Regions from separate parts of the Homo sapiens genome. Here region 2 is linked to region 1. Evidence: chromatin loops called from intact Hi-C (ENCODE). Cell type or tissue: heart left ventricle. All regions are shown on one strand. Each heading gives the region's core, and the rest is flanking DNA. Links, peaks and the distances in the headings are about the cores only.

Evidence for each region. Peaks named below come from ENCODE experiments on the same cell type or tissue, not always from the same donor. Only the 100,000 strongest peaks of a DNase experiment are listed, where the experiment ranks them.
Region 2: it touches region 1 in a loop (1.9-fold over the local background); 6 of 110 quality-filtered maps call a loop at or near these places.

The regions. Positions count from the first base shown.
Region 1 is chr2:237,594,375-237,609,345 of GRCh38, forward strand. RAB17-DT (RAB17 divergent transcript) reads left to right here. Exons shown (of 3, transcript NR_187201.1): 3 at 566-1,611. Among named protein-coding and RNA genes, the nearest start is that of RAB17-DT, 11 kb to the left of the region's middle. RefSeq lists enhancers at 882-1,600, 1,708-2,209, 9,719-10,222 and a silencer at 9,874-10,054. In heart left ventricle, for the core only: CTCF peaks have their summits at 6,068, 7,548 and 10,803 (motif pointing right); a DNase peak (open chromatin) is centred at 6,117; H3K4me3 peaks cover 1,352 bases; H3K27ac peaks cover 3,347 bases.
Region 2 is chr2:237,637,383-237,652,353 of GRCh38, forward strand. The region is part of intron 1 of LRRFIP1 (LRR binding FLII interacting protein 1); the gene reads left to right. Among named protein-coding and RNA genes, the nearest start is that of LRRFIP1, 17 kb to the left of the region's middle. RefSeq lists enhancers at 12,699-13,199, 13,200-13,700. In heart left ventricle, for the core only: no CTCF peak of the experiment used is centred there; no DNase peak of the experiment used is centred there; H3K27ac peaks cover 2,414 bases.

The DNA.
Region 1 (14,971 bases), core at 2,831-10,830:
ACAGGACCAGAATTAATATTATTTTAACACATACCAATTTTTAAGTTTGTCTCTGGCCATTTTATCAACTTTTCTGTGTTACCATTGACAGGGAGAATATTCGCAATGCCACTTACACAGGCCACGTAGGCAGGCATGCACACATTCTCCTTCCAAAACATGTAAAATTATATCATTGTGGAGCAGGAAGGGCCCCCTGGGGAGGATGTGGCCTGAGTGCCCGCCCAGGGGCTGAAGAATCTCTGCAACTCTCCTGCCACCTGATGTCTCGGGTTCTGCTCAAATATTGACAGTGATGGGATTTCCTCTGAGAGTTTATCCCATGTGGGTTCCTTTCTAGCCAAGTCAGTCCTTTGTAACTTTCCACTCTTTACTGCCCTGGGGTTGCGTGGAGAGCCAGGCCTACTGCTGCATAAACATTTCAGAGATGTTGAAGCAGCTCTCAAGGCTTGCAACAGGCATTGCTAACGGCCTGCCCCAGATCCGTGCCCCCCTTGTTCCTTATGAGGAGATTCCCCACTGTGGTTCAGGTTGTTAGTGCCTCTCCGTATCTTCTTTCTTGCAGATGTGACCAGGTGACCCCCCTCTGGCCAGGGAACAATGGGCCGAAGTCCTCAGGGGATTTGTGGGGAAGCGCGCCCCCTCCTCCTTGGGGTTTTCTTGCGGAGCTGCTGTGAAGACTCAGCTCAGCTGTGATAATTACCTGAGGTCAGCTTCTCCAGAATGCCCTTATCTCCTAAGGCCTTTGAGATAAGCAGGAATTGTGGTGTCTGCCTTGCCTCCAAACCTTTATCCTTGCTTATCTCAGTGGAAAATTCCAGCAGGGATTTCTGAACACCAAGTTAAATTCCTCCACTCAACAATCAGTTTGGCACGTGGCTGCCCGCCAGTCTGGGCAGAACAGAGGGGAGCCAAGGGAATAAACCCAAGTCCTGCCCCCAGGTGCCCAGAGCCTGGCGGGGATGGGACAGTTGCCTGCAGAGCAAGAGGCTGCCACCCAGTTTCACACAGGCCAGAGAGGCTGACCTACCTGCCCAGAGGCAGGGGAAGAATCCAGAGGACCTCTCCCGGAGGAGGCACGAGAAGCCCACGTGGCAGCCAAGAAGAGGGAGAGCATCCTGGGCCCCGGAAGCACAATGCCAGGGGCAGACATGCACTGGGAGGCACGGGGCCAGGGACACCTTCAGTGAGCACAGGGTCTGGGTAGGCTTCGGGAGGGGTGAGGGCGGAGAGGCAGCCAAGCCGGGTTGTGGGAGGCCCTGCCTAATTCTGTAAAGACTAGGATTAGAAACATGACAAAAATGGGTTAGGCACGGTGGCTCACACCTGTTATCCACTTTGGGAGGCTGAGGCTGGTGGATCATCTGAGGCTGGGAGTTCAAGACCAACCTGGCCAACATGGTGAAACCCCGTCTCTACTAAAAATACAAAAATTAGCCGGGCGTGGTGGCGCACACCTATTAATCCCAGGTACTAAGGAGGTTGAGGCAGGAGAATTGCTTCAACCCAGGAGGCAGAGGTTGCAGTGAGCCCAGACCATGCCACTGCACTCCAGCCTGGGCAACAGAACAAGTCTCTGTCTGAAAAATAAAATAAAATAACAAAAATGAAGGGCCGGGTGCAGTGGCTCACACCTGTAATCTCAGCACTTTGGGAGGCCGAGGTGGGAGGATCACTTACACTCAGGAGTTTGAGACCAGCCAGGGCAACATAGTGAGACCCTCATCTCTAAAAAAAAGTTAAAAAATTAGCTGGGCATGGTGGTGCATGCCTGTGGTCCCAGCTACTAGGGAGGCTGAGGCGGGAGGATTGCTTGAGCCTGGGAGGTTGAGACTGCAGTAGGCCATGATCATACCACTGCACTCCAGCCTGGGCAACAGAGCGAGATCTTGTCTCACCAAAAAAAAAAAAAAAAAAAAAAATACACTGCTTTTATTGAGCACCTACTATGTGCCAGGCACTGTGCTAAGTCCTTGGCTTAAAATATCTGATTCAGTCCTCACAGCAACCCTTCAGAGGAGCCCCACCCTGTGACCACACCCTAGAGGGCCCCACACTGGCCTTCCTCTGGCCATGCTCTGGCTTCTAGGTGAGCAGTCCTCCAGGCCAAGGGACAACACTTCTAGATCACACTGCCAGATTCGGGAAGCGCAGAATTGCCCACCCAAGCCCACTTCTGAGGCCTGCAGGGGCCTCTGTTCCGGGTCCACTCCCCAAGAGCAAACCACAGCAGGCCCCACGGCAAAGGCACAGCTGTCAATAGGAAGCATGGCTGGAGGCTGGATGTGTGGGCCAGGCACCCACGTGCTTATCCTGAGCTCCTCCCAGTGTGAGACAGGCCCAGGGAAGGAGGCTGGCTGGGGCTGGGACACCCCATTCTGGCCAAGGAGCCCCAGGGTTCTAAGTGCAACCCTAGGCTTCCAGGCTGTCAGGAACATGTTTCTAGCAAAGTAGCGCGTGGGGCATTGTGTTCAACAAGGCATTTGCTTGGCTTTTTTCATGAATTTATTTATTCACATGGTGCACGGAGTACCATTTGTACTCCTGTCCCAAGCCCTGCAAATGTGAGAGGGGGGATCCCTTATTTTTATCCTATTTTATGAGTGAAGAGTCTGAAGCCCAGACCCACTCCAGGCCACAGAGAGGAGGACAAGGGTAGGAACCCTGTGGTCCGTAGGAGTGAACAGGAGGAACTGATCAGACCTGGATCAGCCTCTGAGGAGGTGCACAGCTTCACGCTACTGCTGTCCCTCGGGGAGGAACCTTAGCTCTTCCTGCAGAGGCCTCGGCGCTTCTCCCAGAAAGGGGGCAGATAAGCTCGGCCATTCTTGCCCTGGGCTGCACAGCCCCTGGCCACTCGCCCCCTAGGACGGATGCTGCTCTAACATTCTCCCAGCCAAAGCTGTCCTTTCTATTAGGGGGTTCCCATGGGCACGCACCTGCACTCTAGCTTCTCTTGTAATTAAATTTAAAAGCACGGCTCCCGGCCCCACACCCCCAGCACCATTTCGCCCTTTAGAGTGGCCTCCGCCCTCGGTCTACACTTCCTCTCTCCTGGGTCTCTCTTGAATCTACTCCACCGGGGCTGTGGCCTCCTTCACTTCACCCAGAAGGCTCCTGGACAGTCACCCAGGGCCTCTGTGTTACCAAACCCTCAGTCCCCGCTGGCATAGCCGTGAGCACCACGCGGCCTGGCTGGCCACCCTCTTGAGCAGGACCCCGAGAGGCTTCTGACAGCCTGTCCTGATGGCCCAGTACCACTGGCTCCCCTCCTCCTCCTCCCAAAACTTCTCAACACTGGGGCAAAAATTCTCAGGCCTGTGCCTCTTCCCTCCTCTTGCTCCCTGCCCCCCTTGGAGATCCACAGATGAAAAACACGGACCGACAGACGATGCTTGGACACAGGCCTCCATCCAGGCCACCCTCCGGCTCCAGAGGCCCAAATCCGCCTCCCTCCCACGAGAGGCATCTCAGATGCACAGGTCCACACTGGCGCTCCTGATGCCCAAAACCTGCCCCACCTGCAGCCCTGCCTCACTTCACGGCAACTTGATCCTTCCAGGCGCTCAGGCCAAAATCCCAGAGTCACCTGTGTCCTCTCCTCCTCACATGTCTCACGTCTAACCCACAGGAAGTTCTTTCAGCTCCACATTCACACGTCACACATCACCAGCCGCTTCTCACTGCTGCCATGTTAGTCCCCCATGCCCCACCTCCACTGTTCCCACCTCGGTCCCCTCTCCGTCCTCCACTGTCCCCACCTCGGTCCCCTCTCCCCTCCCCCACCGTCCCCACCTCCCCACCTCGGTCCCCTCTCCCCTCCCCCACCGTCCCCACCTCCCCACCTCGGTCCCCTCTCCTTCCTCCACTGTCCCCACCTCAGTCCCCTCTCCCTCCCCCATTGTCCCCCCCTTGGTCCCCTCTCCTCTATCCTGGTTCCCTCTCCCCTTCTCCATTTTCCCCATCCTGGTTCCCTCTCCTCTCCTTCATTGCCTCCGTCTTAGCCCACTCCCCTGCTCTCTCTCCCCTGGGTGATGCAGAGCCTTCTGATCAGCCTCCCCGTGCCTGCCTTGTTCTTCTCAACACAGCAGCTGTGTGAGTTTGTTTACAAGCAGAGTCCATGGGCAATGGCACCTAGCATTTCCCATTTCACTCAGAGCAGCAGTTCGGTTTTTAGCGTAGCCTGGAAATCCCTGTAACCCGCCCCCTTCCCTACCCTCATCACCTCTGACTTCTGACCTCATTCTTCTCCTCTCTCCCTGCTCCGTCCCCTCCAGCATCCCTGGCGACGCGCAGGTCATGCTTGGGCCTGACTCTGGGCCTTTGCACCTGCTGTCGCTTCTCCCTGCGAAGGTCCCTGGGAAGTACTTTCCCTGTCTCCCACTGCAGGTCTGTCACTGTGTCCTGTGGCTGCCAGAACATATAACCACCAAGTTAGTGGCTTAAAAGAAAGCGTGCTTACCTTCTAACAGTTTTGGAGAGCACAAATCCAAAATCAAGGCCTTGGGAGGGCTGGTTCTTCTGGGCGCCCTGAGGGAGGAGCCACCCCTGCCTCCCTGTGAGCTTCTGATGCCTGGGCTTACAGATGCACCCTCCAGTCCCTGCCTCCGTCTTCACATGGCTTCTTCCTTGAGTCTCTGCTACTTATAGGAACACTTGCCATAGGATTTAGGACCCACCTGGTTCATCCAGGATAATCTCCTCTTGAGATCTTTAAATCAATTACATCTGCAAAGACTCTTTATTCAAATAAGGTCACATTCCCAGGTACCAGAGGTTAGAGCTTAGACGCATCTTTTTGAGAACCACCATTTGAGGGTCGCCATTCAATCCCCCTACAAAGTCCATGCTGAAAATGTGACCCCCTCCTCCACACCCAGTAAGTTCTTCTCTGACTAACCTACCCAACCACAGCCTGGCTTGATTTTTCTGCATAACACTTATTGGTTTATTGCAGTTTTCCCAACTAGAATATAAATTTCCCAACTACACCTTTAACTGTTTGTTTACTGTTGTAATGCCAGGGTGTTCTGTTTACTGTTATAACCCCAAGTCCTAGGATGAATCTTAGTCCTGGTACATGGTCTTTGAGCCTAAGCGGAGGCCTTTCTGGGGTTTTAATGGAAAACCTGAGGCGCCTACTTGGCAGGAGTTAGACTCCAAATTGTTTCCCTGCAGTGGGCAGCAGCTGAAATCTCTGCTCAGCCTTCAGCCTTACAGGCATTGCTTCCCACTGAGCTGCTTGGAGTCTCACTTGGGTTTTGCAGGGTAGGCTAAAGATTTGAGAATTAATGTGGGCCGGGCACAGTAGCTCACTCCTGTAATCCCAGCACTTTGGGAGGACAAGGCGGGAGGATCACTGGAGTCCAGGAGTTCAAGACCAGCCTGGGCAACACAGCAAGCCCTTGTTTCTACAAAAATAATAAAATAGAATTAATGTGTAATATTTTGGGCCTGTCTCCTTCAAGCTCCCTTCTTTCTAAGACTTCACCCTCAGTTTCCAGCCACTCCAGCAGCCTGAACACCATTCCCTGAGTTCCTGGGCCTTACATTCCAGCCTCCCTGCCCCGAGCAGCCTGGAGAGGGGCCTCGGAGGAAGGTCATCTTAGCGTGAATTTCATCCAGAGCAGTTCCTTTCTTTCAAGGGTCGAGTCCTCTCCATTCTTTGCTTCTTTGGTCAGTTTGCTTCTTTGGCCACTGTCCAGTGTCCTTCAACGGTGCTTTACATCTTATCCAGAGTTGATCATTTTTCTTTGCGGGAGATTAGTTCAATCCATGCTCCTGCAGTTCCTACTAGAACTGGAACTCTCCCGTTTTTTTTAACATTACCTTTAGTGGTTGGCTTGTGCTTCTTTAAAAGCGAAACCACGCTGCCACTGGGCCATGTGGGGCCCTGGGATTTATCCAGGTTAAATGCCGACTTAGAAGTTGGGAGATTGCCTCCATACACAGACTCCTTCACAGCACGTTTTACACATGCACTCAGCCGCTCTGATTAGTAAATCTCCTAAAATAAGTACTGGGCTTATGTTCACTTCCGTTTTGGAAATCAGTGACTCTGCCCTCTGAGCTGCAGGCCGGTCTGTGCCTCTAGCAGGAGCTGCAGTTCTGTGAATGATCCCTCTTCTCTGAAAGGCAGGCAGCCGGAGCTCTGGAGCCCTCCGGGCGAACAGAACAGATTGCTGACTGTGGGGTAGGTCCCCTTCTGCTCTGAGCTCAGCCTCACCACCTTGGGCAGACAGTAAACACAGTCCCGTGTGGTGTCGGCCGGCTGGAGCTCATCCTACAAAAGGTGGCAGAGATGGCGGTGCTGGTGGCTCCGTTTAACCCCAGCATGAGCAGAGGTGGGAAAATCTATGGCCCACGGGCAGGCCTGGGGACTCCAAGCAGGTGGAACAATAACATGAACTTGCCAAGATTGGCCAGGGCACAGCATCTCCACTAGGTCATCTCACAGATGCCCCAAATTCAGTGTGCTCCAAACAACACCCTGGTTCTTCCCGGCCAAATGTGTTTATCCCCTAAGCTCCCTCCTTCCAGGAAAGAGAACTGTCCAGTGAGTTAGGCCAGAAAACCTGGAGTCATCTTAGTCTACAATCCTTGCATCCAACCCATTATCCAGTCCTCCCAATTGTACCTCTGAAAGATTTCTCGAAACCGTCTTTTTCTCTCCATCTCCTCTACCACCAGCATTTAGAAGGGAGTCACATTGCCAATGGCCTCCCGCTGGCTTCAGTTCACGACCGGTTCCGGCCCCAGGAAAGAGTTTGGAAATAAAAGAAGGTAAAAACATGTTTTGCAGGAATTGTTCTTTGCTCTGCCTCTTCCTCCCCCAATCCAGCCAAGCTTTGTGCTTGTCTTTTATCCCTTGAAGACTATCCCCCAGCCATCCTCTCACCCTGCACAGAGGTCACCAGGTCTATGGTAAAGAGCCAGGAAAGAGGTCGGGCAGTCCTGGGTTCAAACCCAAGGTCCAGTGCTGACTGGCAGTGAGTGTGGTCATGTAAGCTCATCTCTAAACCTCAGTCTCCCCCTTTCAGAGAGGAAATAATATTCCTTGGTTTTTAAGGTTATCGTGGAGGCTAGAGCCTGGCACGTGACAGGTGAGTGTGTGATAAACTGTGTTCCTTACCTTTGCAGTCACTGTCAATCGTCATCGTTTAATGAGTGAGCATTTCAGAGGCCCTTCAGTCTGCACGGGACTCTGTGGTTGCTGGAGCCCTGGACCTGGGGCTCACCTTCCCCGACTGACTGAGGCCCGACTACCGTCCTCTAATCTGGGTTGCTATTTCCTGCCCTTCTGGACTCTGGACATAACTTCCTTTGCCTAATACATAGAGCAGTCCTGTTCCTCCTAGCCTTGGCAGCTATCACTGGCCACCTATCTTAACCAGCTTGGCTTTGGCCAGCTACCCCCAGGATCCCTCCTCTGGGCGACTCCCCAAGCTGCTCAAGTCCTGCCTGGCCCAAGACTTGGTAGCCCTACACTCAGCTGACGTGCTGCCACTCTCCACTGCCCCCTGACTAGCATGAAAGCCACTGCGGAACCTGCAACATTCAAGCTATCAAAGGGGTCACATTCCAAAGCACTGCTTTGTCTCTCCACTGAGGTGATAAGCTGCAGGACTTAACTGGAGGTGAGGTGCACGGGGGTGGGAGCCGCAGACCAGGCCCTGCAGTTTACATGGGCAAGTCCTTCACGGCCCCTCGGGGCCTCCATTGATGGATTCCTCCAGGACCACACTGATGGTCCCTTCCAATCCTGCTGGTCGCCTAAGTGCAGAGCATGCTCCCCAGACAAGGGTTCTCTTCTCCTTTCCTTCAAGAACAGGACCTGCGTCTTGAGGTCTTCTGTCTTTCTCAAGATATCTAAATAGTAGCTGATGAACCACATCACATTTGTTGACTTAAAATCAAGGAATATGGAAAGGTATCATTTATTAAGTGCTTATTACACTCCCTGCCCAGTGTTTATGTAAATTATAAAATGACCAACTCTGATGTTCATATATATATATATGTATATATTTTTTCATCCACAGTTTCTGGCTCATAGCTCCACTTAGCCCTTGTTACAGTTTTCTGTTATAATGTTGGATGTGCTAATCCTGGGCGCCACCCTCAGGTAACAGAACCTCTCTGACCCTCTCGCCTTCCTTTTTCCTGCCACAAGGCAGGACTCTAACCTTCCCTCACTTTTCTGACTGTAGGTCTTAACAGCCTCCCCTGGGAGGGTCCCGCCTCATACCATGCGGGAAGGAATTCTGTCAACATGAAGCTTCCATAAAAACCCAAGAGGACTGGGTTCAGGGAGCCGTGGAGAGCTGACTTTGTGGAGGTTCCCAGAGGATGATGTGTCCAGGGAGGGCTTGGAAGCTCCCTGCCCCTTCCCCCATACTTCGCACTACGCATCTCTTCATCTGTGTCCTTTGTAACATCCTTTACAATAAGCCAGCAAACATAGTTATTTCCCTGAGTTCAGTGAGCTGCTCCAGCAAATTGATCAACACAGAGAGGAGGTCATGGGAACCCCAACTTGAAGCCCATCCGTCAGAAGTTCGAGAGGCCCAGGCTTATGACTGGTGTCTGGGGTGGGTGGCAGTCGTGGGGACTGAGCCCCCCACCCAGTGGGATCTGGTGCTATCTCCAGGTGGACAGTGTTAGAATTGAACACCCAGCTGGGGCCCACTGCTTAATGTGTGGGGAAACCCCCACGCCTTTTATTGCAGACGTCTTCTGTGTTGATGATTGTGGAGGTGGTGGTGGAGTGAAAGAGGAAAAACGCAGTTTGAGAGAGTTTTTCCATACACACCAACAAACCAGGGAGGTGGATATTGTTATCCCCATTTTACGGATGAGAAAATTGAGGCTCAGAGAGATTAAGTACATTCCCCAGAGTTACGTAGCTATCGAACAAGGATTCAAATCCACAACTTTCTTAACCTACCCCACAGAGGCAAATGCAAAAACCAAACCATAAGAGGGAGGAAATAATGACCTCTGCAAATGAAAGCCACCTGTATATCAAGAAAAGCATATGGATAAAACAAAATGCTGGGACAATAACTGCCACAAACATGTGGCTTTAAAATCCTTGATTTATAAATCAGCAAAAAATGGACAAAGGCACAGCCAGACAATTCGCTGAAAGTGAGTCCCAGGTGTGCAGGCAGCGCTAGCAGGAGCGTTCGGCCTCACCAGCACGTGCAGGAGCCGGTCAGCATGGAGGTCAGATTGGCAAAGCCTCATCACATCCAAGCTTTGGCAAAACAGTAGAGACTGTCCACCAACCGTTGCTGAGACTGTCTGGCAGTGCAGTTTTCTGAGAGGGCAAACCTGGGATGCGTAGCAATGAATTCAACAACACAGCCTTTGACTCGGCAACTGCACGTCAAGAAACGGAACTGTCAGGAAGCATCTAGAACCCAGAGGGCAGAATCCAGGAAATGACTCTGTTCCGGAGTTCATCTGTTGCTCTGGGCTACACTTGATGCTACGGTAAAATCACTCACCCTCACATCCAGCCAGCGGCAACACACACAATGAAAACCGTTCTGAAAAAGCAAAGCTGAGAGCCCCGGGAAGATGCAGGAGGTGTGGGTGGGGGTTGGAATTCAGCTCGGTTTAGATAAACAACTGAGACCCGAGATGTTGATCTCTAAGGATTATCTCAGCCCCGACCTATTTCAACTTCCTTGTCTTCTTTCTTTGGCTCCTTACTTTTCATTGAAATTCCCTGACTGGCCCACTAAGAACCAGGCTCTGGCCAGCACGGTGGCTCACTCTGTAAGCCCAGCACTTTGGGAGCCTGAGGCGAGAGGATGGCTTGAGGCCAGGGGCTCGAGACCAGCCTGGGCAACATAGTGAGATCCCCCCAATCAATTTTTTTTTTTTTTTAAAAACACCCTTTTTTTTTTTTAATTAGCTGCCAGCTACTTGGCAGGCTAAGGGAGGAGGATCCTTTAAGCCCAGGAGTTCAAAGTTGCAGTGAGCTATGATCGTGCCACTGCACTCCAGCCTGGGCAACAGAGCAAGACTCTGTCTATAAAATATATGTATATATATTATAGAAATTTTTAAAAGAACCAAGCTCTGGAATGGACTTGCTCCAGCACCTGGCCCATCCCAAGCCTGGAGGCTCACTGGAGGAGGCCACATGGGGTCCACTCCATGTGCAGCAAGCACACCGAGGCCACAGGCTGCTGGGCCCACCTCCCCACCTCCCCACCGTGGGCGAAGTACGTGGAGGATGTGAGGGAGGTTCTCAAGTGAGATGCTCACTCACAGTTATCCCCAAAGGACGGTCCAAACATGTGGAAAACATGTCTCCCGTAGAAAATGGAGAAACGGCCGGGTGTGGTGGCTCACGACTGTAATCCCAGCTTTGGGAGGCCGAGGCGGGTGGATCACCTGAGGTCAGGAGTTCAAGACCAGCCTGGCCAATATGGCGAAACCCCGTATCTACTAAAAATACAAAAATTAGCCAGGTGTGGTGGCACGTGCCTGTAATCCCACCTACTCAGGAGGCTGAGGCAGGAGAATCGCTTGAACCCAGGAGGCCAAGGTTGCGGTGAGCCGAGATCATGCCACTGCACTCCAGCCTGTGTGACAGAGTTAGACTCCGTCTCAAAAGAAAAAAAAGAAAGAAAGCGGAGAAACAATGCTGCCCCCAGCCCTGTGTGTGACTTTGCCAGGGCTACTGTAACCACCTATCACAACCTGAGTGGCCTAAACAATAGGAACTGATTGTCTCGCAGTCCTGGAGGCCAGAAGCCCGAGAAGAGGCCAGAAGGTGGCAGGGCAGCTCCTCCTGGAAGCTCTGCAGAGAATCTGTTCCATACTCCCGGTGCTTCGCTGGGAATTCTTGGTGTTCCTTGGCTTGTGGAAGCATCACTATCGCCGCCTTCATGTCACATGGCATGTGTGTGTCTGCGTGTCTAAATTTACCCTTTTCATAAGGACATGGTCATATTGGTTTAGGGCCTATCCTGGTGACCTCACCATAGAGACCTTCTCCCCAGGTAAGATTACATTCTGAGGTATGGAGGTTAGGACTTGGACATATGAATTCTAGAGAGAGACAGTTCAACCCATAATGCCTTAGATGTCATAAATATTCATGACAAGGTCAGCCTTTTGTGGAGATTTGTCTCTGTGAAAAGCAAATTGGTTGGCCAGGCACAGTAGCTCAGGTCTGTAATCACAGGACTTTGGGAGGCCAAGGGGGAAAGATCACTTGAGCCTAGGAGTTTGAAACCAGCCTGGGCAACATAGACAGATCTTGTCTCTACAAAAAAAAAAAAATACAAAAATTAGCTGGGATTAGTAGCGTGTGCCTATAGTCCCAGCTACTTGGGAGGCAGAGGTGGGAAGATTGCTTGTGCCTGGGAGGTCGCGGCTGCAGTGAACCGAGATCATGCCACCGCACTCCAGCCTGGGTGCTAGTGCGAGACCCTGTCTCTTAAAAGAAAAGCAAATGGGCCAGGCGCGGTGGCTCAGGCCTGTAATCCCAGCATTTTGGGAGTCTGAGGCAAGTGGATCACGAGGTCAGGGGTTTGAGACCAGCCTGCCCAACATGGTGAAACCGTGTCTCTACTAAAAATACAAAAACTAGCCGGGCGTGGTGGCACATGCCTGTAATCCCAGCTACTCGGGAGGCAGAGGCAGGAGAATCACCTAAACCCAGGAATTGGAGGTTGCAGTGAGCCGAGATCACACCATTGTACTCCAGCCTGGGTGACAGGGCAAGACTCTGTCTCAAAAAAAAAGAAGCAAATTGGGCATTTATGCCAGGCCCTGTCCTTTGGGAGTTCCCAAGCCATATAGGAAGCTTTTATACTCTAGGAGCTTGTGCTGGGTTGAAGAGTGTCCCCGCAAAATTAATGTCCACCTGGCACCTTAGAATGTGTCTTAACATGAGGTCATCCTGGATTCAGGTGAGCCCTAAATCCAATGACTGGCTTCCTCATGAGAAAAGAGAGATTTGGACACAGAAACGCACACAGAGGGAAGAGGCCATGGGAAGGCAAAGGCAGAAATTGGGTGATGGTCCACAGGCCAAGCAGCGCCCAGGACCACCAGGAGCACCAGAGGCCAGAGAGAGGCCAGGAATGAATTCACCCTCGGAGCCTCCAGAAGGAGCCACGTCTGCTGACACCTTGATTCAGTCTTCTGGCCTGCAAGACTTGAGCCAATACATTTCTGTTATAAGCCACACAGCTTGTGGTAAGGTCTTATGGCAGCCCAGGAAACTAACACAGAACGTAACATAACTAACTCCCTTTGGGAGGTTATTAGCCTAACACAGAGCATCTGACCCAGCCTGGGTCCTTCTGAGCACAGGCCCCGAGGGAATGCAGGGGTGACATGCCTGTGCCGCCGGCCCTGCATTAGGCTCCCCCACCCCAGCTGTCAGGCCTCTGAGCCCAAGCTAAGCCATCATATCCCCTGTGACCTGCACATACACATCCAGATGGCCAGTTCCTGCCTTAACTGATGACATTCCACCACAAAAGAAGTGAAAATGGCCTGTTCCTGCCTTAACTGATGACATTGCCTTGTGAAATTCTTTCTCCTGGCTCATCCTGGCTCAAAAGCTCCCCTACTGAGCACCTTGTGACCCCCTCCTCTGCCCACCAGAGAACAACCCCCCTTTGACTGTAATTTTCCTTTACCTACCCAAATCCTATAAAATGGCCCCACCCCTATCTCCCTTTGCTGACTCTCTTTTCAGACTCAGCCCACCTGCACCCATGTGAAATAAACAGCTTTATTGCTCACACAAAGCCTGTTTGGTGGTCTCTTCACATGGACGCTCATGAAATTTGGTGCCGTGACTCGGATCGGGGGACCTCCCTTGGGAGATCAATCCCCTGTCCTCCTGTTCTTTGCTCCATGAAAAATATCCACCTACGACCTCAGGTCCTCAGACCCACCAGCCCAAGGAACATCTCACCAATTTTAAATCGGGTAAGCGGCCTCTTCTTACTCTCTTCTCCAACCTCTCTCACTATCCCTCAACTACTTTCTCCTTTCCGCTCTTCAATCTCTCCCTTCTCTTAATTTCAATTCCTTTCATTTTCTGGTAGAGACAAAGGAGATGTGTTTTATCTGTGGACCCAAAACTCTGGCGCCAGTCACGGACTAGGGAAGGCAGACTTCCCTTGGTGTTTAATCATTGCAGGGATGCCTCTCTGATTATTCACCCAGGTTTCAGAGGTGTCAGACCACACAGGGATGCCTGCCTTGGTCCTTCACCCTTAGTGGCAAGTCCCGCTTTTCTGGGGGAGGGGCAAGTACCCCAACCCCTTCTCTCTGGGTCTCTACCCCTTCTCCGCCTTTCTGGGGGGCAAGAAACACCCAACCCCTTCTCCTTCCCCCTTAGTGGCAAGTCCCGCTTTTCTGGGGGAAGGGCAAGTACCCCAACCTCATATCTCTGCGTTCCGATCCCTTATTTCTGCACCCTGACCTCTTATATCTCTGTGCCCCGATCCCCTTTTCCATGCCCCAACCTCTTATATCTCTGCGCCCCAATCCCTTATTTCCGTGCCCCAACCTCTTATATCTCTGCGCCCCAATCCCTTATTTCTGTGCCCCAACCTCTTATATCTCTGTGCCCCGATCCCTTATTTCCATGCCCCAACCTCTTATATCTCTGCACCCCGATTCCTTATTTCCGTGCCCCAACCTCTTATATCTCTGTACCCCGATCCCTTGTTTCCATGCCCCAACCTTGTATCTCTGCACCCCGACCCCTTCTCTGCTTTTCTGGAGGGCAAGAACCCCCCACCCCTTCTCCGTGTCTCTACTCTTTTCTCTGGACTTGCCTCCTTCACTATGGGCAAGCTTCCACCCTCCATTCCTCCTTCTTCTCCCTTAGCCTGTGTTCTTAAGAACTTAAAACCTCTTCAACTCTCACCTGACCTAAAATCTAAGCATCTTATTTTCTTCTACAATGCCACCTGACCTCAATACAAACTCAACAGCAGTTCCAAATAGCCGGAAAATGGCACTTTCAATTTTTCCATCCTACAAGATCTAAATAATTCTTGTCATAAAATGGGCAAATGATCTGAGGTGCCTGACGTCCAGGCATTCTTTTACACATCAGTCCCTTCCTAGTCTCTGTACCCAGTGCAACTCATCCCAAATCTTCCTTCTTTCCCTCCCACCTGTCCCCCTCAGTCCCAACCCCAAGCGTCACTGAGTCTTTCTAATCTTCCTTTTCTACAGACCCATCTGACCTCTCCCTCCTCCCCAGGCTGCTCCTCGCCAGGCCGAGCTAGGTCCCAATTCTTCCTCAGCCTCTGCTCCTCCACCCTATAATCCTTTTATCACCTCACCTGCTCACACCCGGTCTGGCTTACAGTTTCATTCCGTGACTAGCCCTCCCCCACCTGCCCAGCAATTTACTCTTAAAAGGGTGGCTGGAGCTAAAGCCATAGTCAAGGTTAATGCTCCTTTTTCTTTATCCCAAATCAGAAGCGTTTAGGCTCTTTTTCATCAAATATAAAAACCCAGCCCAGTTCATGACTCGTTTCGCAGCAACCCTGAGACACTTTACAGCCCTAGACCCTAAAAGGTCAAAAGGCCATCTTATTCTCAAAATACATTTTATTACCCAATCTGCTCCCAACATTAAATAAAACTCCAAAAATTAAATTCCGTCCCTCAAACCCCACAACAGGATTTAATTAACCTCACCTTCAAGGTATACAATAATAGAAAAAAGTTGCAATTCCTTGCCTCCACTGTGAGACAAACCCCAGCCACATCTCCAGCGCACAAGAACTTCCAAACGCCTGAACCGCAGCGGCCAGGCGTTCCTCCAGAACCTCCTCCCCCAGGAACTTGCTACAAGTGCCAGAAATCTGGCCACCAGGCCAAGGAATGCCTGCAGCCCAGGATTCCTCCTAAGCCGCGTCCCATCTTTGCGGGACCCCAGTGGAAATTGGACTGTCCAACTCACCTG
Region 2 (14,971 bases), core at 3,481-11,480, 44 kb after region 1:
GCTTGAACCCAGGAGGCAGAGGTTGCAGTGAGCCAAGATCACACCACTGCACGCCATCCTGGGCAGCAGAGCGAGACTCCATCTCAAAAAGAGAAAAAGAAGAAGACAAAAAGCAAAGGAATAATTCATTTATTTGCTTGGAAAGTTCTCTAAGATCTGAGATATACTTTCCATAAAACAAATAAAATACCTGGAGAGTTTAGGTAGGCAGAATGTGATATGGCCTTGGCAGCAGGTAAACTCTTGGATCAGCAAGTCTCTGAGAGCCAGATCTGTTCAGAGCCTCCACTGGCATATTATATTACAAACTCTCCATCCACTCTTGGCTTGGGGAGTGAATGAAAAATCACATAGTGGTCATGATCATATTTAAACATAAAGAAATCAGGAGATCTAAAGTTGTTCATGTATTTTTAACCTCCATCATGTAGGTTTATCAATTTTGCCCTCATTGTCCTTGATTTCTTTCATTTTTATTTTTCACTTTCTTTGATGACATTCCTTAGGCATCTGGGAAGATGTGGGGTTTTCCAGGTTGACACTCATCGTGGTTTCCATGCTGACCAAACAGCTAGCATGGCTCTACCCTGTCTTCCCTAAGACAGCAGCCCCCAATCTTTTTGGCACCAGGGACCAGTTTTGTGGAAGACAACTTTTCCACAGACCAGGGTGTGGGGATGGTTTTGAGATGATTCCAGCACATTACATTTATTGTGCACTTTGTTTCTATTATTGTTACACTGTAATATATAATGAAATAATTATACAATTCACCATAATGTAGAATCAGTGGGAGCCAAGAGCTTATTTTCCTGCAACTACACGGTCCCATCTGGGGGTGATGGGAGACAGTGACAGATCATCAGGAATTAGATTCTCATAAGGAGCGCACAACCTAGATCCCTCATATGCGCAGTTCACAATAGGTTTCGCACTCTTAAGAGAATCTAATGCTGCTGCTCATCTGACAAGAGGTGGAGCTCAAGTGGGAATGCGAGTGATAGGGAGTGGCTGTAAATACAGATGAAGCTTCGCTCACTCACCCGCCTGCCGCTCACCTCCTGCTGTGTGTCCCAGTTCCTAACAGGCCATGGACTGGTACCAGTCTGTGCCCCAGGGGTAGGGGACCTCTGCCCTAAGATATTGCTTTAAATTACCCCCAGCATATTTTTAAATCACCCAAAGCTGTGCTGTCTATAGGACTCTGTGCTCTGTGTCTGTGCAGTGCACTGTGGTAGCCACTAGCCCTCTGTAATTACTGAGCACTTGAAATGCGGTTAGTACAGTTGAGGATCTGCATGTCAAATTAACTTTACCACAGTGCATTTAAAGGTAAATAGCCATGGAAGTCTTGGGGCTGCCGTGTCGACCAGTGTAGCTCCAGAGCAATTCCCTTGTGGAAATACATTGCAATAGAGGTATGTTCTGCAATGTGGGATATTTATTGACTGCTTACACATGGGGCTGCATACCACTCATGACCAATGCAGGTAGACTGGACTGATCGATGGACTGATCTATTGCAGGTTGGAACCTTTGTGGGGCTGTGGCCTCAGAGACCTGTGGGTCAGCCTTTTTAAGTTGTGTGACCGTAGGCAAGTGAATGCAGCCCAGTCTTCTTTTTTTTATCCGAGAAAGAGGAATGCTATCGTGTGGGGCAGTCATGGTAAAGAGCTAGAGCCCACAGGCTGCAGGGCGTGCTGCCTGGCACCTGGTAGGTGGCAATTAAATGGTGGTGGTCGTTTGCTACCTTCAGGTGGCTGTGGTTAGCTCTAGAAGGAGGCAGTTGTGCTTCTTGACTGGTTGGGATGTGCCCCAGGGCTGAGATGGGGGTTGGGTGGAGCTTGTGAGAAAAATATAGGAAAGATGATCTCCCATGCCCAAGAGGGACACAGACGGCCCTTGGGACTGATGAAATGAACTCAGAATAAAAGCGCGAATGGCTGTCGCTGTAAATATGTGTGTCTTTAGTGTCAGCGTCCCTGGGGACTTCTTATAAGTTTGAAGCATGTTACCATTCTTGGCATTGAGACAGCCAGTGTCACTTTTACTTCTTGGTCTTGAATTCAAGCATCAACAGTAAGGTACCATCAGATTTTTCAAGCTGCTTCACCATCAAGCAACCTAGCCTTGGTGCCCAGGTCTTTGGTTGGCTTCCCAGAAATAATGGGCCACTTCACCCCAGCCTTGTTCTGCACGGTTTATCTTTGGGCTTATCTGACCTCTTAGAAGCTACTAAATTACCCGCCTATTTTTAACCAATGCCTGGAGCCGGCTCCAGAGGAATTGCCACATGAGTTGAGATGAGGTGATGACCACATGGTCTTCCAACTCTTCATTTCAACATCTGAAGTTTTTTCTTTCTTTTGTCTTGTGTTAGGGTTTCTCAATCTGGGCACTACTGGCATTTAGGGCTGGGTAATTCTCTGTCCTGGGGGGCGCTGTCCTATGCATTATAGGATTTTGAACGGCATCCCTGGCTTCTGCCCAGTAGGCGCCAGGAGCTCCTCGCTATTCCCAGCTGTGACCACCAAACATGCTTCCAGACATTGTCAAATGGCCCATGGGGAACAAGATACCCAACTGAGGATCTCTGTGTCAGGTTTCCCCTGCCACACTGCTGGGTTTGTACCTTGAGCTCTGAACCACTCCCCTCAGCTAGAGAACTCTGAGTCTGACAGTGACTACGACTGTTTGCCCTCCTGCAAGGAGGGTAAAAAGCCCTAGCTGACCACATTACATTCTTGGCGTTTCCTGCATTTAAACCTCCTGGAAATTAGTACAGAGGGGGCCACATACCCTGGAAGCTGAGATGGGGCCATTTTAGAAGTCGGCTGCAGGCTCAGGGAATGGAGACACGAGCTGCCAATGTGATTACACTTTGCTGGCTTTGGAAGTGTGCTTGAGCTGACAGTGGGGCTGGGGACCGTCTATAACAAGATACCACAGACTGGGGGCTTTAGCATGGAAGTTGATCTCTCCCTGTTCTGGAGGCAGGAAGTCCAAGATCTAGGTGCCGGCACATTCAGCGCACACCTCTTGTCTGCATCTTCAGATTACTCAAAATCCAGGTGTGGCTGCAGGAGAAGGGACAGGGAAGACCCTCAACTTTAGTCTCACCTGTGGAGGTGGGGCTGGAGACCCAGTCGTCCTTCACCCCCCAGGACCACCCCCCAGATGAGAAGGGGGACTGGATGTTGGACAACAGAAAGGTCAGTGACTGCCACATTTCCACAGGATTAAAACCGTCCCCATATCTCCCGTAAAAGCACATTGCCGAACTTCTTAAAATAGATGACCAGATCATTGTCTTGTTCGGAATCCCTGCTGCCTCAGCCCTGGGCCTCCGCAGCTCTCTGCACGATACTCTCCTCATCACCTCTCAACTGATCTCCAGAAAGTACTGTGTGGCCCCCGCCCCTCCACTCCTGTTCCCAGCGAGAGAAGCCCGAGAACCTGCAGTCTCTATCCAAAGACTCCCCCTTCCAACCCCTGGCCTCTCTTTTCGCTTGGCCAAAAGGCGTGCATCTCAGCCTGCTGGGATGGGACAGGAAGGGACCATTAACCATGTGAATGTTCCAGCATATTCACCTCTGTGGTTTCTACCTCTTGCTTCTGTTTTTATGTACAATTTGCAAAGGAAAACACCCACATACACTGTCCCTCTCACTAATTGAAAATTCAGCTTTAATATTCTGTTTGGTTTCATCAATAATATTCTTTTAAAAAATGGTATTCCTCCCAGCACTTTGGGAGGCTGAGGCAGGAGGATTGCTTGAACCTAGGAGTTTGAGAACAGCCTGGGCAACATAACAAGAACCCATCTCTATTAAAAAAAAAAAAAAAAGGCCAGGTGCAGTGGCTTACAACTGTAATCCCAGCACTTTGGGAGGCCAAGGCAACCGAGTCACCTGAGGTTAGGAGTTCAAGACTAGCCTGGCCAACATGGTGAAACCCCATCTCTACTAAAAGTACAAAAATTAGCCAGGCATGTTGGCAGGTGCCTCAGGAGGCTGAGGCAGGAGAATCGCTTGAACCCAGGAGGTAGAGGTTGCAATGAGCTGAGATTGTGCCATTGCACTCCAGCCTGGGCAACAGAGTAAGACTCTGTCTCAAAAAAAAAAAAAAAAAAATTGTGTTCCTTTTGGTTTAAGACTTAGTCAATCTTTTCTCCTTGGATTTCTGTTTTTGTGATTGGTGTTAAAATTTCAATCTATTTTTCTTTCCTAAATATCTTTTCCAATTTTTCCCTATATAGAACATGATAGTTAATAAATTATACTGAATATACGTGTGGTGGGAGGACTGCCTTGCAGATCCACAGGTTGCACTCTGTATTACCAATAGCTTGTTTTTTTAAATATGATTTTTAAAAATATGTTAAAGTATACCAGGTGAAAATAACATATAACATGCACAATATATTGTACAGTTTTGTGTCTTGCTTTTAAATTTTTTGAGTTATTTCAGATAAGGATACTCCTGACACTTGGGAGGACTTCCAGGGCGTCGTCTTAGATGGCTGTGTGCTTCCTTTCTTGGGCCCTTGCAGAGTTCAGGTTTCTGTTGGTGTGAAGTTTTCCTCCTAACTCCCATGACTGGAGACACTTCGCACACCCATGAGAGAATCTTTGGGGTACCCAGGGAGAGTGTGGTGTAGAGGGTCAGCATTGGGTGCTGCGGCCAGGCGACCTCCTCAGACAAGCGACAAGCATCTCTGAGTCTCAGTGTTTCCACCTGGCAAGGGGAGGCGATACTGGGTGGCTGTGAGGAGTCTATGAGGCAATGCAGACACGAGGCTTAGGATGGGCCTTCAGGGAATCATGCTGGCCAAGGACCGCGTGTGTGCAGTTGCTGCTGTCTGCCACCTGTGCTCAAAGACTTTCAGACTCAGAGGCCGAGGCCTGGCTTCTGTCCCCAGCTTCACTCCAGGTTCTAGGCTGCACGCCTGGTTCCAGGCTCTAGGCCTCAGGTTCCCAGTCCCAGGTTCTAGGCTGAGGGTTTTGGTTCTGGGTTCCAGGCTCCAGGTTCCAGGCTAAGGGTTTCAGCTTCCGGGTTCCAGGCTCCAGGCTCCAGGTTCCAGGCTGAGGGTTTCAGGTTCCGGGTTCCAGGCTAAGGGTTTCAGGTTCCGGGTTCCAGGCTAAGGGTTTCAGGTTCCAGGTTCCAGGCTCCAGGCTCCAGGTTCTAGGTTAAGGGTTCCCAGTTCCAGGTTTCAGGCTCTGGGATAAGGCCTCCCAGTTCTAGGTTCCAGACTCCAGGCTTCAGGTTCTAGGTTCCATGTTTCAGGTACTAGGCTAAGGGTTTTGGTTCCAGGTTCCAGGCTCCAGGCTTCCAGTTCCAGGTTCCAGGCTAGGGGTTTCAGGTTCCAGGTCCCAGGCTAAGGGTTTCAGTTGCCAGGCCCCAGGTTTTAGGCTAAGGGTTCCTATTTCCTGGTTCTAGGCTCCAGGCTTCAGGTTCTGAACTCTAGGTTTTCGATTCTAGGCTCCAGGTTGCAGGGTCTGGACTCATACACCAGCTCCAGGCTACCTGGAGAGGGAAGGAAGGGCTGCAGGGCCAAGTCCGCCCCCGTTTTACCACCTCCTCTATAAGGTGGGATAAATCCGCCTGCTAACCTCACAGAGTTCACATGAGGTCCCGATGAGGCAACATTTGAGATGATGCACATAAAGCCTAAAGGGCTTTGCAGCTGTGAGATGGTGGTGATATTATTGTCAGAAAGGTTTAAAATAAATTCTTAAACACTCAGATGTTTCAGGCTAGTTTGTAGCTGCTTCTGAACATGCAGCAGTGTGCTCATGGGCCACAGGGCCGCCGCGCACTCGCTACACCTCTTTTGGCAACGCTGTTGCTTTCCTCTCCAATTGGAGGAGAGCTACACCACCCAGAATTTGCTAGAAATGCTGGGTCTTGAGCCCCACCTGTGCTACTGACTCAGAACCTCTGGGGGTGGAGCCGGGCATTTGGGCTTCTGACACACCCCCGGACGATTCTGGCGCACCCTCGCCTTCAGAAGTTCTGCCTTCGGTAGACGGATGCCGTTGGTGTATCTGGCTATACAGATGGGAGAATCCATTTACTCTGATGTTCCTGATTAGCAGAGGGTGGCTTTTTCCTGCTCAGACGGCTGAGGAGTGAATGACTTCGGTCATAACCGTTACCATTGCTGTGACCTTCCCGCTGGGCGAAGCTGCTAGTTGAGGATCTGCTCCCTCTCATAGGCCTCCCTCCCTTCTCCCAGGGGAGAGCCTGGCCAGGGCCCCCAGCCCGGTGGGTCTGCACTTGGCACACAGCAGACCCTGGATCACTAGCGTTTAGTGGCAGAAAAGTGAGTGAGTGAATGAATACAGGAACAGATGAATGAATGAATGAATGAATGAATGAATGGACTTAGCTTGACTTCACATAACATTTGGAAATTCTGATTGTTTTCAAACTAGAACAAGATTTGAAAAGGCTTGTCAGAAATCGCTTACATATAAGTGAAGGTTTAAGGAAGCGGGATTTAATTTGGCCAGGTGTGGGTTCTCAGAAATGTTCTTTTTGATTCCCCTTCACTCTGGCCAGGGTGGTTTGCGACCTTACCCCTCCTTCATGTAATAAGATATAGAGGGGAAAATTAAAGCAAGAAACCAAATCCTTTTCCTGTTTACTCCTACAGTTTTTCCCTCTTTCCAGTTCCTTGTTTTTATGGTTTTTCCTGCCTTGTGTTTCTCCGTTGGCTTTTGTTGCAATGTATGCACTTGGAAAAAATCTTCTGAATGATCCTAGTGATGGGGCTTTGGCCTCATTGGGCGTTGTGTGCACGATCGGGTTGCATTGCACACTGCCGGCGCGATGAGCTCGCACTCCCTAAAAAGGCAATCATTGTGTCCAGGAAAACTCTGCTAGGTTAATGGCACATGCCCAGGGGCTGAAGTCACTTGGACCAAGGTTTGTAGAACATGCTCCGTGTGGCTTTCCTGTTGGGGCAGGGGGATTGGGCCAGAGGAATTTAGGTGTATTAACACAGCCTGCCAGGTGCAATAAATAGCCACCTTTGCCTGACCTTAACCTCACCTAAGCGCCATGCTCCTCAAGAGCCCTGGGCACCCCAGGAGTAACTGAAAACCTTTGGAGGAGAGTTACGCTGGTGTTCTTGGGTTAGAGGCGGGTGGCAGGCTGGAGAATTAGGTTGGAAATAAAAATGAGTCAGTGTTGGTGATGCGTTTTGTGAAACCGGAAAGCTTAGTTAGAATGATAGAGAATACATAACCTGTTCTCAGCAACTTTGTTTTAACTGACAACAGGATTTTCCCAGTTTTCCCACTAATGTCTCTTTTCTGTTCTAGGATCCATCTGGGATCCACATTGCATTTTGTCATCAGTTCACCTTGGACTCCTCCAATCCATGACGATTTCTCAGTATTTACTTGTCTTCCCGACCTGGTGCTTTTGAAGAGTAGCTCTTAGGTATCTTGTAGAATTTGGATTTGTCTGATTAGACTGAAGTCTTGGATTTGGGGGAAGAATCGCACAAAGGTGAAGCGCCCTTTCCCTCACATCCTACAGGGACACACGGCACCAATGTGGCTTCTTACTGAGGATGCTGACCTCGATCACCAGGCTGAGGTGGTGTCTGCAGGTTTCTCCTCTATAAAGTTACTGCTTCTCCCTCTCCCTGCTCTGGAAGCAAGTCACTAGGTCCAGCCCACATCCAGGGAAGTGGACTTAGGCTGCCCATCCTGGCAGGAGGAGGATCAAAGAATTAGTGGGCCTGAGGTTAGAACCATCACCATCATTAGTAAATTTGGAGAGAGATACTCAGAGGCTATGCAGATATCCTGTGTCACCCTGACGTATTCATCCATGGATAGGTCATTCTTCTTTTAGTGTGAGTATCAAAAGCAGGTTATTCGGTGCAACCAGTGAACTTGAGAGCAGGGACTGGGAAGCCCTGGAGTTGTCGTGGCTCAGCCCCGTGCCCCTGGCTGTGTTCCTTCCCTCCTCACTGCCAAGATGCTGCTGAGCCCTGGTCTCACAAACACCTTTGAGTGGTCTGCTCACTGCTGGGGACATGGACTCCGACACCTTCCTACCCCTCACCGTTCCCCTCTCCTCCGACTTGCCACCGCCAAAGCCAGCAGTGACAAAGGAGGTGCCAGGGGCAGCTGCTCCAGCAGGAGCTCTCTCTGTACTCCGGACCCTGACATGGATGAAAACAAGATATGCTTGGGAGATAATTCTGTTAACTTTGTCTTCTTTTGGGAGGTGTGGTGGCTAAATACTTGAATGAAGGTTTTATGATGGGTGGAAAGAGTAACAACTTTCTTCATCCTAACTCAATGTCACTCTTCATGATGTACTCAGTTATTCCCTTTTAGAAATTATCTTAAACAAGGGTGAGCAATGGAATGTGAGAAAGATCAAAGAAATGCAGAGCAGACTAAGAAAGATGAAACATCTGGATTGCAGAGAAGGGTGACCTTTCCCTAGAAAATATCAACACTAAATCTTTACAAAGCCCTGTCCACTGGGTTCTAGGGAGCGCTGCAAATGGACTGGTCCCTAAGCTCTGGCCTGCTTCTCCACTCCTGTGAGACAGTTAACTTTTTTCTTTTCCTTAGCTCTGTTCCTCGCCGTGGGGACTCTGGATAACAACAGACAACAACAGAGCCCGTGGTAGCAGCAGCGAAGGAGTTAATATGCACCATGTGTCTAAGCCCTTTTCATTTTACTTCTTTGTAAATTTTTAACATATTTATTTAAAACATAAACATCGATATTCTGATTAGTTCGCAGGAACAATTATTGTCATTAGGGAAGATGGAAATTTACTAGCTATTTTCCTCCTTTCATTTTTAAAAAAAAATATATATGTATTACATTTTTTTCTTCAACTTTTATTTTAAGTTCAGGCATACATATGCAGGCTGTGCAGGTTTGTTGCACAGGTAAATGTGTGCCAAGGGGATTTGCTGCACAGATCATCCTATCTTCCAGGTATTAAGCCCAGCATCCATTAGCTATTCTTCCTGATGCTCTCCCTCCCCACCCCACCCTCCGACAAGCCCCACTGTGTGTGAGAACATGCGGTGTTTGGTTTTCCTATTCTGCGTTAGTTTGCTGAGGATAATGGAAGCCCTTTCCTTAACTCATTAAATGGGTAAATGTTTGCCCCCACAAGCCCGCATTCGTATTTTGAAGCCCTAACCCCCAGTGTAGCTGTATTTGGAGATGGGGTCTCTAAGAAAGTAATTAAGGTTAAATGAGGTCATAAGGGTGGGGCCCTGATCCAATAGAATTATTGCCCTTGTAAGAAGAGACACCAGAGAGCTCACTCTGCCTCCGCATGCACACACAGTGTGGGCCGTGTGTGCACACAGCGAGAAGGTGGCCGTCTGCAAGCCAGGAACTTGCTGGCACTTTGATCTGGAATGTTCCAGTCTCCAAAGCTCTGAGAAGATACATTTCTGTTGTTTAAGCCACCCAGTCTGTGGTGTTTTGTTACAGCAGCCTAAGCAGACTGAGACAGGCAGATACTATCATTCCCATATGAAAATTGAAGAGACTGAATCATAGAAAGGGGTCGCTTGCTGTATTGCTCTGTTGATTTTTCCTTCTAATAGTTTTGCTTTCTACATTTACTGTAATGTTCAGTTCATCAAGGCTCCTGACCATGATGGTTTGTTGTAAACTTCCCCACTTAACAGTATCCTCTGCTTCCTTTTTCCTCATTTGACGTTTTTCACTTTGAATTCTCCTTTCTCCAATGTTAGCATCTGAAACCCTTTGTGTTGGGCAGGATAGGCCAAGTCTGATGCTGTTACAAACATTCTGAAGACCCATAGGCCTACAGTGACCACAGCTTCTCTCTTGGGCACACTGGAGGCCATTGGCGGTGTGCAGGGCCTCTGCTTACTGTAGTCTCAGTCCCTGCCCAATGGGACGTGGCTCTCATGGCTTCTGCTGTCAGCACAGACTCATTCACTGGCTCTTAACACTTCTGCCCAGAAGTGGCACAGATGGTGGAAAGGTGCCAGGTGGGCTCCTCTAGCCAATGTGAGGGCCTTTGTACAAAGGAGAAAAGGGGAAAAAGAGCCCACCCACTGGTGCAGGGCTAGGAGAGTAGAGGGTGTCCCTTCCCTCAGATGGGTGCCCCCCCACCCTGCAGCAGGGTTGAGGGAGCAGAAGCGGGGTCCTGCCCTGTTGCCTGGTGGCCGGGCACTCGCTGCATGCAGGGCGGAGGGATAAGGAGCAGAGTCCTGCCCTGTTGCCCAGTGGCCGGGCAATCACTGCACGCAGGGTGGAGGGAGCAGGAGCAGGGTCACGCCCTGTCACCCCGTGGCCGGCCACTCACTGCAGGCAGGTGGAGGGAGCAGGAGCAGGGTCACGCCCTGTCACCCCGTGGCCGGCCACTCACTGCAGGCAGGTGGAGGGAGCAGGGGCAGGGTCACGCCCTGTCGCCCTGTGGCCGGCCACTCACTGCACGCAGGGTTTTGCTGTCTTTATGTCTTCAGGGCATTTCCATGAGAAGTGGAGGCTGCTGCCAAGACAGCATTTCAAACCATTCTTGAAGCAGGAACCACATCTGCGTGTGAATTTTTCCAGAATCTGGGGGAAGAACTTACTTGTTTCTTCGATATTCTAAATAATCAGTACAGCTTCCGACAGCAGTGGCCTCCAAACCTGAAATAGAGGCAGTGTATGAGTCCACGAGTCTTTTTGCTTGGTTTTGCCTTGCTTGCTTTACTTGGATTCTGACACTCCACTCGCGTGTTTCCACATTCAATTCCATTTGAATGACTTTGGTGCTTCTCAGCCAGCTGTGGACCCGGCAGCCCTGAGCCCTAGCCCTTCCCCTAGCAGCCAACTCAGCACCCGTGTTCTAAGGACGCAGGAGTCTAGAAATAGCTGCGATTCAGAGCATGTTTTCCCGACAACTGCTGATTCTCTCCTGACACCCTAATGCTGCTCTTTCCCTATTTTAGGGATTGTTCTTTGCTGAAATTATGTGGCACACATCAAAAGTGTTCTACAAGTGTCCGGGGTGTTCATTGTAATCTGGTATAACAAGATGCCTCACGGCCAGGTGCCGTTGGCTCCTGCTTGTAATCCCAGTGCTTTGGGAGGCCAAGGTGGGAGGATCCCTTGAGGCCAGGAGTTTGAGACCAGCCTGGTCAACGTAATGAGACCCCCATCTCTACAAGAAAAAAAAAAAAGATACCGCAGTTCACGCAGTTCAGGTATTTGTTCCGTGAACTTGGGGGAGTCATATAAACTCAACTTTTCTTTGTCTCTCTTGCCTGTGATGAGTAACAGAAACCATCTTCCCAGAAACTATCCCCACCCACCCCCAGCCCAGCCCGAGCAGCCCAGACCCAGGAAGGAGGTCAGAGCCTGCGTGACTGTGTGGCAAGGATCCCCCTCAAAGCAGGCAGTGATCCCCCTCAAAGCAGGCAGTGATGACCAGGCTCCCCAGGGGAAGGAAAAATGGTTGATTACCCCACCTCACTTTCTCAAGTTCCTGAAAGCCTCCCATCTTTTCAGGATGTTTTCCTTCTGCTTCCTTTCTGGGGTGATATTGCAATGCATGTGTCAGTCCCATTGTTCTAGCTGCCTTGAAGGAGTTCCAGAAACAGGCATGGCTGGTGTGAGAGGAGGCGTCCTTGTCACCATCCTTTGTTGCCTCCCATCTGTGGTCAGCACGGAGGCTGCCCTGGGTCTTGGCCGGCCCCTGGAGCTGGAGGAGGTGCTGGGCCATGGTTTGGAAGCTCGCATGGTCCCAGCCTCAGAGCCCCGTTCTCTGTGACCTGGCTGGGTCAAAGCCTGGCCCCAGAACAGCCCCTCCCTCCCCACCCACAGCTGTGCCCAGCTACGAACACTGTAGGCCGGGCGCGATGGCTCACACCTGTAATCCCAGCACTTTGGGAGGCCAGGGCGGGCAGATAACTTGAGGTCAGGAGTTCAAGACCAACCTGGCCAACATAGTGAAACCCCATCTCTACTAAAAACACAAAAAATTAGCCAGGCATAGTGGTGGGTGCCTGTAATCCCAGCTACTGGGGAGGCTGAGGCGGGAGAATTGCTTGAGCCCAGGACGTGGAGGCTGCAGTGAGCCAAGATTGTGCCATTGCACTCCAGCCTGGGCAACCAAGAGAGATTCTGTCTCAAAAAAAAAGAACACTGTGGTGTGAGAGGCAATTGTGGGTCAGCCTGAGGGCACACCCAATATAACTTTCACAGGTGTTTTGTTTTTCTGAGAAGAAGGTGACTTTTCCCGGTTGCTGTCCATGCAGACTGTGAGGGATGTTCACATGTCACATTTCTCACCGGAGTCCTCGTCCCATCGCCTCCTCTCTCCCTGCCGCGGTTCGGAAGCTCCACGGGGGCCAGTGTTGTTCAGGCCTCACCAGTCCTTGGTCATGCCACCCGGGCTGAGTTCATTTACCTGCTCATTCATGTATTCACTTTTCCTCCGATTCAACAAAAAAAAAAATTGATTACCCCCCGGCATGTCCTAATATACTGCAGCCTTCGAAAGAGATGTAGTCCTCATCTGAAAGGTCATCCTTTCAAGTGTCCATCCATCCACTGGGCAGATTTTTACTTAGCACATTCCCTGTGCTGGGGACTTCCCCGGGCACTGGGGACACTGTAGTGCACAAACCGAAGTCCCCACGCTCTGTGACCCTGAAGATAAACTGCTGAGCAGACAGCTCTGTAACATGCCAAGTGTTGGAAAGGGCTCCAGAGGAAATAGGGTGGAGAGAGGAACAAGAAGGGCAAGTGGGGAGGTTGCTGTTTTCTGTGGGGTGCCAGAGGAGGGCTCCTGGGAAAGGTGATGTTCATGGCAGTGGGAAAGACAGCAGGTGCAACAGTGGAGAAGGATGCCAGCCTGACCTGTCTGACTCTCAGCATGGGGGCTGTTGTGGCTGAGCAGAGAGATCCGAAGGAAGAGTGGGGAGAAATGAGGGAGGGGAGACAGCTGGGGGCGAGACTCCCTGGGGCTGTGTAGGCAGCAGTAAGACTTGGATTTTCCCCCTAGCAAGAGGGGTGGCTATTGGACAGCTCAGACAGAAACCTGGCTGCTCTGGCCTGTGTTAAGAGGATTCCTCCTCGCACTGTGTGGAGGACAGCCCTGGATGGCCGGGCAGGTTACGCACTGCAGAAGCCCTGGGAGCACCCTTCACACTGACTCCTGTGTGAATGACCATCACAGCCTGGGCGGGGCTGGCTGTAGGAGCAGCAGACCAGCAGGGGCAAGAGCAGAAGCCAGAGACCAGGCTGGACGTTGGCACAGTGACCGCAGGAGAGAAGAATGTTGCCAGACCAGAGTGGAGCCATGGGCTGCAGAGGTGGAGAAGTATTTGCATTCTGTATGCCTTCTGCAAGTAGAGCCTGTGGGGTTTGCTGATGGATTGAATATGGGATGGGAGAGAGAGGGAGATCAAAGATGGTCCCGGGGTTTTCCCCTGCATGACCAAAGTGGATGTTGAGGTTTGACCTGTGCCAGTGTGGGAAGCTGGGTAAATGTCGGGTTCTGGGGGGAAACCTGGTTGCCTCTGCTGGGCACTCGGCCCTCAGGCCTCCACATCCTCCTTGAAATGCGTATCGGGTCACTCTGGGGTATGGGTTTCTGATTAGGGGAGTTCAGAGGCTTATTCACAGCCCCTAAGGTATAGACTAAAATTAATTTATGTAACATGTATCATACTCTTTAAGTTGGAGGTTTTAAAAATGAATTTTAATTTAAAAATTGTCAAACATACCCCAAATTAGAGAGGCTAGTACGAAGAACACCTATACATCTGTCACCCAGATTCAACAAGGTTTTACCATATTGCTTTACCTGGCTCTTTCTTTCTTTTTCTGGGTGTCTTTGCTCACAGTATTTTGAAGCACATTCCAGGTGCAGGGTCACCTCGCTTTTCAGTGTGCACATCTAAAGCAGCACTGTGTTCTCACACAACCACAATGCTTTCACATCTAATCAAATTCACTTGAATTCCTTGGTATCATCTAATATCTAAAACATAATAAACTTTTTTCCAATTATGTCAAAAAGTGTCATATTACAATTGGTTGGTTTGAATCAGGATCTAGAGAGTCCACGCATCATGTCTGGGTGTTCTGCCTCCTACACCTCCTTCCATCTGGGAAGCTCCCTCCCTGCCATGTTGCTGTGGAAACCAAGGCACTGGATCAGTAGAGCACCCTACAGTCTGGCTGCTTGCTTCCCTCCAGTGTCATTTCACTTGTTCCTCTCTCCTCTGTATTTCCTGTAAGTGAAAATTAGCTCTAGGACAGTGCTGTTAGAAATGTAATATGAGCCACATATGTAATTTAAAATTTTATATTAGCCACATTTTTAAAAAGCGAAATGCATAAAATCTATTTTAATAATATATTTTATGTAAATTGATACATCAAAAGAGCATTTCAGCATGTAATCAATATAAAAAATTGTTAATGAGAGATGTTACACTCTTTTTATTGCATTAAGCCTTTGGAATCTGGCATGTACTTTGCACGGGTAGCCTCTCAGCTTTAGTTCACAGGCTCGGGCGCTGCCCGTGGCTGCATTGGGCTGTGCAGCTCCAGCGTCTCCACCAGATTCTGGCGTACCTTTTGCTCCTAGGTGGTGCTGTGTGCTTCCTGTTGTGTGGCACTGGGAGGCCCTCAGTGGTCGTCCCATGTTTAGTGAAAAGTAGGTGCAGGTGGTGACGGCGGATCTTTCCATCATAAACTTGTCCATCATGAAAGCAGTGGCGCCCCCACTCTCTGGATGGAGAAGACTGGAGAGAAGTCAGGGAATTAAAAGCCCCAACTTGCACCTTACCTTTCAAGTTCCTATTTGACATCCACAGGGAAAAATAAACTACACAGTTGGATCTGAGTCTGGAATTCAAGATCTGAGCTGGAGATATAAATTTGGGAGTTGTCAGTGTGTCAATGATGTGAACACGGCTGGATGAGATCACCAAGGGCACCA